Regions from separate parts of the Homo sapiens genome. Here region 1 is linked to region 2. A link is an interaction called in ENCODE POLR2A ChIA-PET data of the cell type or tissue named here. Cell type or tissue: CD4-positive, alpha-beta T cell. All regions are shown on one strand. Region 1 overlaps ATG5 (autophagy related 5). Region 2 has its middle 31 kb from the start of PRDM1.

Region 1 (5,000 bases), 99 kb before region 2:
TTCTGCTCGTTTAAAATTTGAAAGAAATAATATATTTCAATAGGCCTTTCTGTCCTTGTGTTCTTTCCTCCTTTTCTCTTTTCTTTCCTTCTTCCTTTTTTTCTTTACATTTTTCTCCCACTTTTCCTCCCTCATAGAATCCTTCCTTTTCTTTGCTTCAGTAATCTAAAAAGTATTTTTACTACATAGTAGAGCATTTCCTATTTTAATTTAAGTTTTGAAGTTTTCTTTTAAAAGCAAAGCTTTGCTAAAGGGAAAATACCTGTATTAACTTACATTTAAAGTTTTTTTCATTATGCCAAAGGTAATTATCTGTTACTTCTAAGAAGTAAGTCATATTCTGACTCTGCATACATGTTTAAAGTAACTTAGAATCAGCTTGGGACAATTCTGACGTCTGCTTATGTATTGCAGCATTCATACTCTTCACTAGGTGTTCATTTTAGCTGCGGATGCTTCATATAAAACAGGGTAGAGTGGCTTTCAAAGGATCTACACATCAAAGTGTAACTTGAACTCTGATTTTTACACTGCTTGAGGAATGCTTAATGGAGTAGAACTAACAAATTTACTTTTGGCCCAACCATTATTAGAGTTTTTAGTCCTTTTTACCTACATGCCTTTCTAAGCCATATCACATACAATTGAATAGTTTTGTTGCTTTAGAGTGTTTTTAAAATGTTCACGTTAAATATTGTGATTCATTTTTCCTTTAGTAAGGAAGATTTCATTTAACTATGATTTCTGGGGAATGAGGCTGCTGCTTTTGGAGCCTTAAATAAAATTATTTGAATAAAACACCATATTTTAAGTTAGAACACCACACTCTTGCACTCTTTTCTATAGTTTGGTTGATAGTTATTCATGAGGCCATGTTTATCATCTTTTAAGACCTGGTTCTGAAGAGGGATTTAAAATAAGTACAGTGATTATAGCTTGTAACTACAGTATACCCTCTTTTGCTAGTGAATTCTTTGACACAGAATGCTCCTTACTCAACCCCTTACCAAAGTCTCTTTTGCATTTCTCAGATGGATAAATTGTCACCTAAATTATACAAGAAGCACATTAATATTTGATGTATACTATTTTCTTAGAACCCTGTTTAATAATCATAAGTTAAGCCTGCTATATATTAAAATGTTTATACTATTTTAAAACTTCCATTGTGGAAAATAAGCATATAATTTGACTTGATGAATTGGTGGTATTATTATTATCTCAATCTGAAATACTGTTGGGATGTATCAGCCTACTTTGGATTCAATAGACCATTCTCTCTTCAGATATTGTATTCCAAAATTTTGAATTTTTTTGTGGAAATAGGTACTTACATTGTAAATAATAGTTAAGTTCCTAGGACAAGCCATATAAGTAATAGTGAAATAGAACTATAAACTCTGACCTGGATTTATAACATTGTTCTTTTGTAATGCCAGATTCTAATTCAGAAATCTATAAAAGGAAGAGTTCCCTTACTATGGCGTTTCTCTTCCCCATTCAGGTCACAGCAGTGTGGGTGGGAATCCAGAGGTTCCAAGCTAGTGAGGAAGAAAGTGAAGATGAGGAGTTCTTGGCTACCCTAACTGGTGGCGAGCGTTCTGGAAAAGCTCGCAAACAGTGGACGCAGTGAGTCCACAATGTGGGTAGCAATTTGTTAGTAAGGACATTTTTAATGGTCCCATATTTGATACTTTTATTTCATATTACTCCTTATAATGAAATTATGTATTTTAGTAAACCTTTTTAAACTAGCATATTGTAATTTCAAAACTTTTCAGCTTCATTTTCAGTATCAGAACATGAATATTAAATGAGTTTTGGTGAACAGTTAAGACAAAGTTATTTAAATTCCTACAGGTAACTTAAAATCACCATGATGCTATACAATTTTTAAGAAAAAAACTTGTAATTTTTCTGAATTGATAAGGTAGAAATGTATCTCTGATCTTTGTTGTTTTGGGGTTCTTGACTTTAATTTTTTTAAAATTTGTTTTTATGAAATATAATTTTTTTAAAAAACCCACAAAATGCATAAAACAAACATAAGGTATGATGCATAGGTATAAATCAAATACTGATGAAGTTAGCCATCATCCCAGAATGATTTCCCCTGCCACCCATATGATAACTTTTTTTTTTTTAATAACAGCTTACTTGAAGTATAATCTCAATACTACAGAGGTCACCCTTTTATTTATTTATTTGTTTATTTATTTAGAGACATGGTCTGTGTTGCCCAGGCTGGTGTGTATGGTGGCTATTTACAGGTATGATCATAGTGCAGTACAGCCTGGAACTCCTGGCTCAAGTGATCCTCTTGCCTCAGCTTCCCAAGTAGCTAGGACTATAGCCACTATGCTCAGCAAAGGTCACCTTTTAAAGCATGCTATTCATTGGTTTTAGGAGTCACTGAATTCTAAGTTACACAGAGTTGTGCAACCATTCCCGTGATAAAATTTCAGAACATTTTCATCACCCTAAAAAGAAACCCCATGCCCATTGGCAGTCACTTATATCATTCCCCCTCCCTCCAGCCCTTGGCAACTACTAATTTATTTCTCCCTTCTGGACATTTTATGTAATTAGCATCATGTAATATATGGCCTTTTGTGTCTGGTTTCTTTTGCTTGCATATTGTTTTTAAGGTTCATTCATTTTGTAGCATGTATCAATACATCATTCTTTTTATGGCCCAGTAATAGTTGTATGAAGATACCACATTTTGTTTATCAATTCACCAATTGATAGACATGTGGATTGTCTCCACTTTTTGGCTATTATGAATAAAAGCTGCAGTTAATATTTATGTACAAATGTTTTGGTGAACATATATTTTCATTTCTCTTGGGTAGATACTTAGGAGTAGAATTGCTGGGTTGCATGGTAATTCCACGTTTAAACCTTTGGGGTATTGTCAGACTGTTTTCCAAAGCATCTGCACCATTTTACATTTCTACCATCAGTGTATGAGGAGGGTTCCAATTTGTCCACATCCTTGCCAACGCTTATTTTCTATAGTTTTAATTACAGCAGTCTTAGTGGGTATGAAGGAGTATATCATTTTGGTTTTTGCTCTTTCCTAATGACCAGTGATGCTAAACATCTTTTCATGCATTTAACTAGCCATTCGTATTTCTTAGGAGAATTGTCTTCAGATCCTTTGCTCATTTTAAAATTGACTTCTTTAACTTTTTATTTATAAGTTTTACAAATTCTTTACATATTCTGAATAGTGGTCTCTTATCAGATATGGTTTGCAAATATTTTGTCCCATTCTGTGGGATTTATTTTCTTGATGATGTCATTTGAAGAACAAAAGTTTTTAACTTTGATGAAGTCCAGTTTGTCTGTTTTTTTCTTTGGTTGCTTGTATTTTTAGGTTGCCGTATGTAAGAAACCATTTCCTAATCCAAGGTCACGAAGGTTTCCTCTTATATTTTTTTTAAAGAATTTTATAGTTTTACTATGTTACCTTTTTAATATATTTTTAATAGTATTCAAGTGCTATGTTTTTAAAATTTGTTGATCAGATTACGTAAGTGGTGAAATCTGTAAAATATTTATCACTTGCCTTTATTTGCTACTTCTAAAAATTTCAAAAGAATTTTTATGAAATTTCCCTTTGATGTTACTTTAGTAGAATAAATTTTTAAAAATTATTTGTGTTAGAAACAAAATAATAAATATTCCCATGTTATAAACTTTAGCGTTCACCACAGAACCCATAGACCATTCCTTGAGGGGTGAGGGTAGGTGAGACTGTTTGAAGAGCTCCACTAGCTCCTAGCCCAGGTTTAGAATCACTTTTCCCTGGGTTAGACACTTAACTGGGCATCAAGAGAACAGAATTTCACTTTTGAGGTCAGCACAGCTGCTTTTACTCAGACATTTCTTCTTGCTATTTTGATTTCTTTGTTTATACTAATTAAAAGTGTTTCTTAATTATTTTATGTAAGTACACCAAAAGGATAAAACATGTTCATATGCAGAAGTGCCCTTTGATTCTTCAGAGGAAAATAGTTTATTAATTACATTCTTTTTGTATTAGTCTTTTTAGTGTGGCTTTGGGTAGAATTAGCAAAGATATTTTAAAGCTATTATATATAATGAAATTTAAACTATACTTCCCTTGGTATGATTTTTCAGATCTTTTGGGAGAAAATTTTAGAGAATTTACCTAATTATTACTAAGAATATCAATCCTAGCACTTTTATATGAAGCTTCTTTTTTGGCTAGTCTACTGATAAGTTCATATAAAAATTTAAAAGCAATACCATTTGTTCTGTAAATGGGCTTATAACAAGCATCAAATTGATCTCGATCCCAAGAAAGGGAAGTATTACTTCTCTGTACCACACGTTATTCAGTCAAAGGATACGAAGAGGAAACAAAGTGTTGCGCTTATTTGAAGAAAATTTGCCTCAAGTGTTTGTATGACAAAGTACATTTGGCACTGTCTAGACAGAATTATAATAAGTATAACAATTTAAATAAGACAAAACATAAACTCCAAACCAGATTGTGGATATAATTCTGATGGATGCTTTTATTTAATCATAGTATCAATTAAGAAACTTCTCCTTTGGAGATTAAGTGTCCCTGACTATAATAATGACAGCTTTTCAAATGTTAATTATTATTTTTTAGTGTTGTCAAGACTATTAAAAGTGGGCTTCAGACTCTCAACATAAGTACAGAAAGTGCTTATTTTCAACTCTCCTATTTCTCTACATAAAGGATAAAAGTAGTCTGATAAGTGCTACAGACTCCCACCCACTCCCCTCTCTGTTCCCCCTCTTTCTACCACCAAAAGACTGTTTACTGTAAAGCTCTAAAAGCATTCATTTGGAAATGGTCTGTTCTTTTTATTTAATGAGGTATTGTATATTGTGTACATTCTTAAGCTAATTTTAATGAATCTTCTTTTGAAAACCATGTGATGTAAAATTTGATATGCATGAATATATCTTAAGCCAAATATGCATGGGACAGTTGA
Region 2 (5,000 bases):
GTGAATGTGGGGGAACCACTCCCCACTGGAATGTGGCATTGCTCAAAGGCAGCTGGGCCTTCCTCTCTATCCCCACCGACCTGGACAGACTGGAGGGACGACTCTATTTTCAGGGAATGACAAATTGATTGTGCTGATTGGGTGAGAGTACTTACCTGCCTCCTGCTCTGCTTCCAAGGACAACCTGCGGGGAAGGTTTGTTTTCAAGTGACTTGTATAAGGAAGCATTGCAGAGCAATGAGAACCCAAACACCTTGCTACCAAAGAGGACTTCAGCCAAGCCTTGACTAGACAATTCAGGTTGAGGAGCCTTCTATTCCCCATGTTCCTAAAGCCAACAAGTTACTGGAGGGGACATTCCATTCCACTGACAGAAAGAAGGAGACAAGATGGCAGCTCTAAATTACATGTGCAATAGCCCAGGAGGCTTGTAAACATTTAAGGAGTTGATTGTTATTTTCATTCCTGACTGGTTTGGTGGTGCAAATAACAACTCCATAAATTGCTGAAGCCCAGCCAGAGTGCTGAGGACATGCATTTGTGATCATGACCCATAGTGAGTGATGAATATTCATGGCAGAGTGAATCTGAACTGCTCCTGAAGCAGGTCAGCTGGTGTGTGAACTCAAAACAGGTCTTGGTATGGAAATCAAGTTTGTAGACTTAACCGAAGAAAAGTACTCATGGTTAACAGCACGATCAAGAAATGTCACTACCCAGGAGCTGAGGGGGAGGGGAGCAGGGAGCTGTTGTTCCATGGGTATACAGTTTCAGTTTTGCAAGATGAAAAAGCTCTAGAGATCTGTTGCACAATGTGCCTATAGCTAATACTACCATACACTATCTGCACAGTGATTCCGATGGTAAATGTAGGTTCTATCTTTTATCACAATAAAAAAGAGAATAGAATGTCTCTATAGCATCTACTCTAAAAGAGCTCAAACCGAATATATAGCTGTGTTCCTATTCCCTACTTCTGCTTCCAATCCACCTCCAGGTAATTTCTGTGCCAGGAAGGCAGGTAAAAGCTATTCTCAGGCCACACAGAGGTCACTGTGGCCACTCTTTGGGCTTTCCAGAAACTCGGAGCTCTTGAAGTAAATTGTTTTCTTTTGTTTAATGATCTGTTCCAAGCTTGTCCAACTTGTGACCCGCAGGCCACATGCAGCCCAGGATGGCTTTGAAGGTGCCCAACACAAATTCGTAAACTTTCTTAAAACATTATGATTTTTTTTTTTTGAGACAGAGTCTTGCTCTGTTGCCCAGGCTAGTGTGCAGTGGTGTGATCTCGGCTCACTGCAGACTCTGCCACCCGGGTTCAAGCGATTGTTCTGCCTCAGCCTCCCAAGTAGCTGCGATTACAGGCGCCTGCCACTGCGCCCGGCTAATTTTTGTATTTTTTAGTAGAGATGGGGTTTCACCATCTTGGCCAGGCTGGTCTTGAACTCCTGACATCATGATCCACCCACCTTGGCCCCCCAAAGTGCTGGGATTATAGGCATGAGCCACCACGCCCAGCCAACTTTATGAGATTTTTTTGCGACTATTTTTTAAGCGCGTCAGCTGTCGTTAGTGTTGGTGTATTTTATGTGTGGCCCAGGACAATTCTCCTCCTTCCCTTGTGGCCCAGGGTAGCCAAAAGATTGGAGACCCCTAGCTATTCCCTCAGCAACCCAACATAACCAGGGACATAGTGAATAACCAAAAAGATATACTTTGCCACTCTGAGGATTGGAAAGTCTAGCCGGGGTGGGTATATTGCCTGGGCCAGAAAGGCAAGCTTGATGACCTCTCCTCTCTTCTTCCCTCTCCACCCGGACCCCCTGCTGGCTCCCAACACCTTCTACCCCCATAGGCACCATCCAAAGGGACTTTCCCTCTCTAACCACCAGGGTCTCCAGTGGTGAGCAAAGATGATGACAAAAGACATGATGTGGTTTCTGCTAAGTTAGAAGCACAAGAAGAACTTTCAAACGGCCCTTAGAAGGGAGAAAAACCCAAGTGCGGAAGGAAGTCTGTCAACCTTCAGCTACAGACTTTACCCTGCCTTTTTTTTTTTTTAATCTTGCAGACGTACATGACTCTCTTTAGGAGAAGCCCGCCACGTGCCCAGTGGCCCTCAGCAGAACTCACAGAGAGAAGGGGTTGAAAGTCCCTACTAGCAAAGTTCATTTCCAGCCCATCACCTTGAAATGCTCACGTCTCCGATGTGAACAAGATTCAGATCTGAATTTAAGGGACGCTTCTCTCATTTCTAAGTTATATAGTTAGTTTTAGAAGATTCCTGTCTTCCTTCCTTTTCTTTCTTTTCAGCCAATCCTTTTAAGAGCACATAATTCTTCAGGCTATAGATGAGCTATAATATATTATGTTATTACCCTCCATTTGGAGGAAGGGTTGAAACAGCTGTAATCTATCTAAGATGGGCTGAATGGTTTGCTTTGGATAATGTAATTTTCAGTCTGGAATCCACGTGTAGGTCAAAACTAGAGGAGACAAAAATGACCAATTTGAAGCAATCAGACTATAAATCTTCCAGAGTTTCTGTTGGTTGCAAAAGCTGTTTAACAGGTGGGCATATTGAAAATTTTCAGATAATTCTTAGAGGAATTGTGCCTTGTGGGATTACATTGCCTTGGAACACAAAGGTAGACCTGACTGTTCTTTTTCAGCTTTCATCTCTGCCTCCAGGTACATTGGTTAACTATGCATGGGCAATATTTAAAACAAAGAACATACCTCCTTAAGCTCAGAAGCAACACAGGTTTTTTTGTGTGCACTTGAAGTAGAAAATATGTCCATTTATACATTTCCTTTCCTTTGCAGAAAACACAACCCTCCATGTCTTTAAAGTGGAATGAACTTTAAAGCCGGTTTATCCAAAATAGCATGTGAATTTTTGCAACTGCTCAATGCCCCCCTACCTGAGGATCACGGTGCTCTCTAGGTGCAGTTACCAGGACTCTGAGGCACACTCTGATGGGATAGGGTTAGTTCTGTGCCTCAGTTTCCTCTTTGGAACACTGTTGGCCTGAGGCTGCTGGAGAACTGCTGACGCCTGACACCCACCTTTCTGCTAAAGCACCGGAAATGTCACCTTACTCTGGCACTTCACAGGGGAACTGGCCACCCCCAGAGAGATGGAAACCTTTTAGTAAAGTGGGTATCTGGAATGAGCTCAGCTTTAGAGACAGGAACGGTTCTGTGGAGTTAGAAGTGAGATGGATTCAGAGTAATGGTAGGCCATAGTAAGCCATGATTCTCCAAGACTCCTTATCGCCTCCTTCCTTACTGAAATGTCTGCAGAACTAGTTAAGAGTCAAGCTCCTGACAAGGCAGAAGACAGTCATTTAATGCTGTAAGACTCTGCTGCTTTGGCAAGCTTGCCCTACACACAAACAATGCCAGTGGCTCACTTGGCCCCTGCCCAGCTCAGCAATAGGAGCATTGTCTAATCTGCCAGAGTCAGGAAGCCGGGATGTAGTTTCCAGTTCCAGCATGAACTTGTTAGGTGGCTTGGGCATATTCCTTGACTTTCCATACCTGAATTTTCTTATTTCTGGGATGGAGATACTCAAAGACCAATCTTTTCTACCTCTTTTATGAACAAACTCAAGGAGGAAAGCACGTTGCCTTAAACCTTCCCATCAGCACAAGGCCAGGGACCTCTTGTAGCAACAGCAAGAAAAGATACCAAGATCCGGCCGGGCACAGTGGCTCAGGCCTGTAATCCCAGCACTTTGGGAGGCCGAGGTAGGCGGATCACTAGATCAAGAGGTCGAGACCATCCTGGCCAACATGGTGAAACCCCGTCTCTACTAAAAATACAAAAATTAGCTGGAGGTGGTAGTGGGCGCCTGTAGTCCCAGCCACTCGAGAGGCTGAGGCAGGAGAATTGCTTGAACCCAGGAGGCGGGGTTTGCAGTGAGCCGATATCGTGCCACTGCATTCCAGCCTGGTGACAGAGTGAGATTCCATCTCAAAAAAAAAAAAAAAAAAGATACCAAGATCTGCATGGCCCTTTGAGGAAAACCTCAGCCGCCTTGGCCAGATGTACAGAACTATAGTCTTACCCTGGTTATTAAAAATGAAACAGATTTATCAAAATTGGACCTCGTTCTTTGATTATGCATCCAGCTGTGTGCATGAGTTAACTGCTTTCTGGGTCATCGGGGTCAAATGTTCCCTTGGCCTGGCTTCCCCAACCTTAGAACCCTGGAGGACCACCTGCCTGCCTGCATCTGTCACCGAGAAGAGGGTGTGCTCAGGGAGGGTGAATGCTTACCAATAAAGTGCCCAGGAAGCACTCCCACACAAATTACTGGGAATCTGTGGCCACCCATTTCCCGCCTCTTTTCCGTTGAAGCATATAACCAAAAGCTAGCTGCTTGGGGGCAGTTCTAATATAAAAGTGGGTTTTGCACTTGCAATGAGAAGGACAGCAAGCCTGCAGCTTTGGAAACAGCGTGTGCCATTTGGTACCAGCCATTCTTCATGAGGATTGACTTCTCTTACGGCAGGTGTCCGGCACTTCCACTATTCAGCCTCTTCCTGAAGGAGGAGGAAGTCGGTCACACTGGTGGAACTGGTCCACTTCCTAGGGCTCCCCGTGCTTCCCCAAGTATGCCAAGGGGTGGAGGGAAGCTTGCTATGGTTGGCGTCTCATTTGCTAAGCCTGAGCCCGGATGTGTTCCTAAGAAGGGCAATCTGTTGGCTCTCAGCACGGAAGAGACTTGTCCAACGGGCCATACCATGTCCCTGTGGGAACGCACCTCCAGGAATGACCAGGGGCACTGAGTGTGAAATCACACTGTCATTTTCAGGAAAAAGCAGGGGCAGGCAGAGGCTTCTCCTTCTCTCAGGTTTGCTTGCCTTCCCCTCGCCCTTACCCCTTGGTCTCTGTGTGTCCTCTGGAGGATATCACCTGCTTTGGAGTGTCAGCAGGCTAGAGAGATGACCAAGTCAGGTTTTTTGTGTTCAAGGCGGTAAAATGGCCCACA

The links. ChIA-PET counts read pairs that join two places held together with the same protein. Peaks named below come from ENCODE experiments on the same cell type or tissue, not always from the same donor. Only the 100,000 strongest peaks of a DNase experiment are listed, where the experiment ranks them.
Region 1: POLR2A ChIA-PET joins it to region 2 with 5 read pairs; 4 of 35 experiments call an interaction of 5 or more read pairs at or near these places.

Annotation. Positions count from the first base shown.
Region 1 is chr6:106,214,106-106,219,105 of GRCh38, reverse strand. All of the region lies in intron 6 of ATG5 (autophagy related 5), which reads left to right. Among named protein-coding and RNA genes, the nearest start is that of ATG5, 110 kb to the left of the region's middle. In CD4-positive, alpha-beta T cell, no CTCF peak of the experiment used is centred here; no DNase peak of the experiment used is centred here.
Region 2 is chr6:106,114,745-106,119,744 of GRCh38, reverse strand. No RefSeq gene overlaps it. Among named protein-coding and RNA genes, the nearest start is that of PRDM1, 31 kb to the right of the region's middle. In CD4-positive, alpha-beta T cell, no CTCF peak of the experiment used is centred here; DNase peaks (open chromatin) are centred at 2,014 and 4,629; H3K4me3 peaks cover 600 bases; H3K27ac peaks cover 488 bases.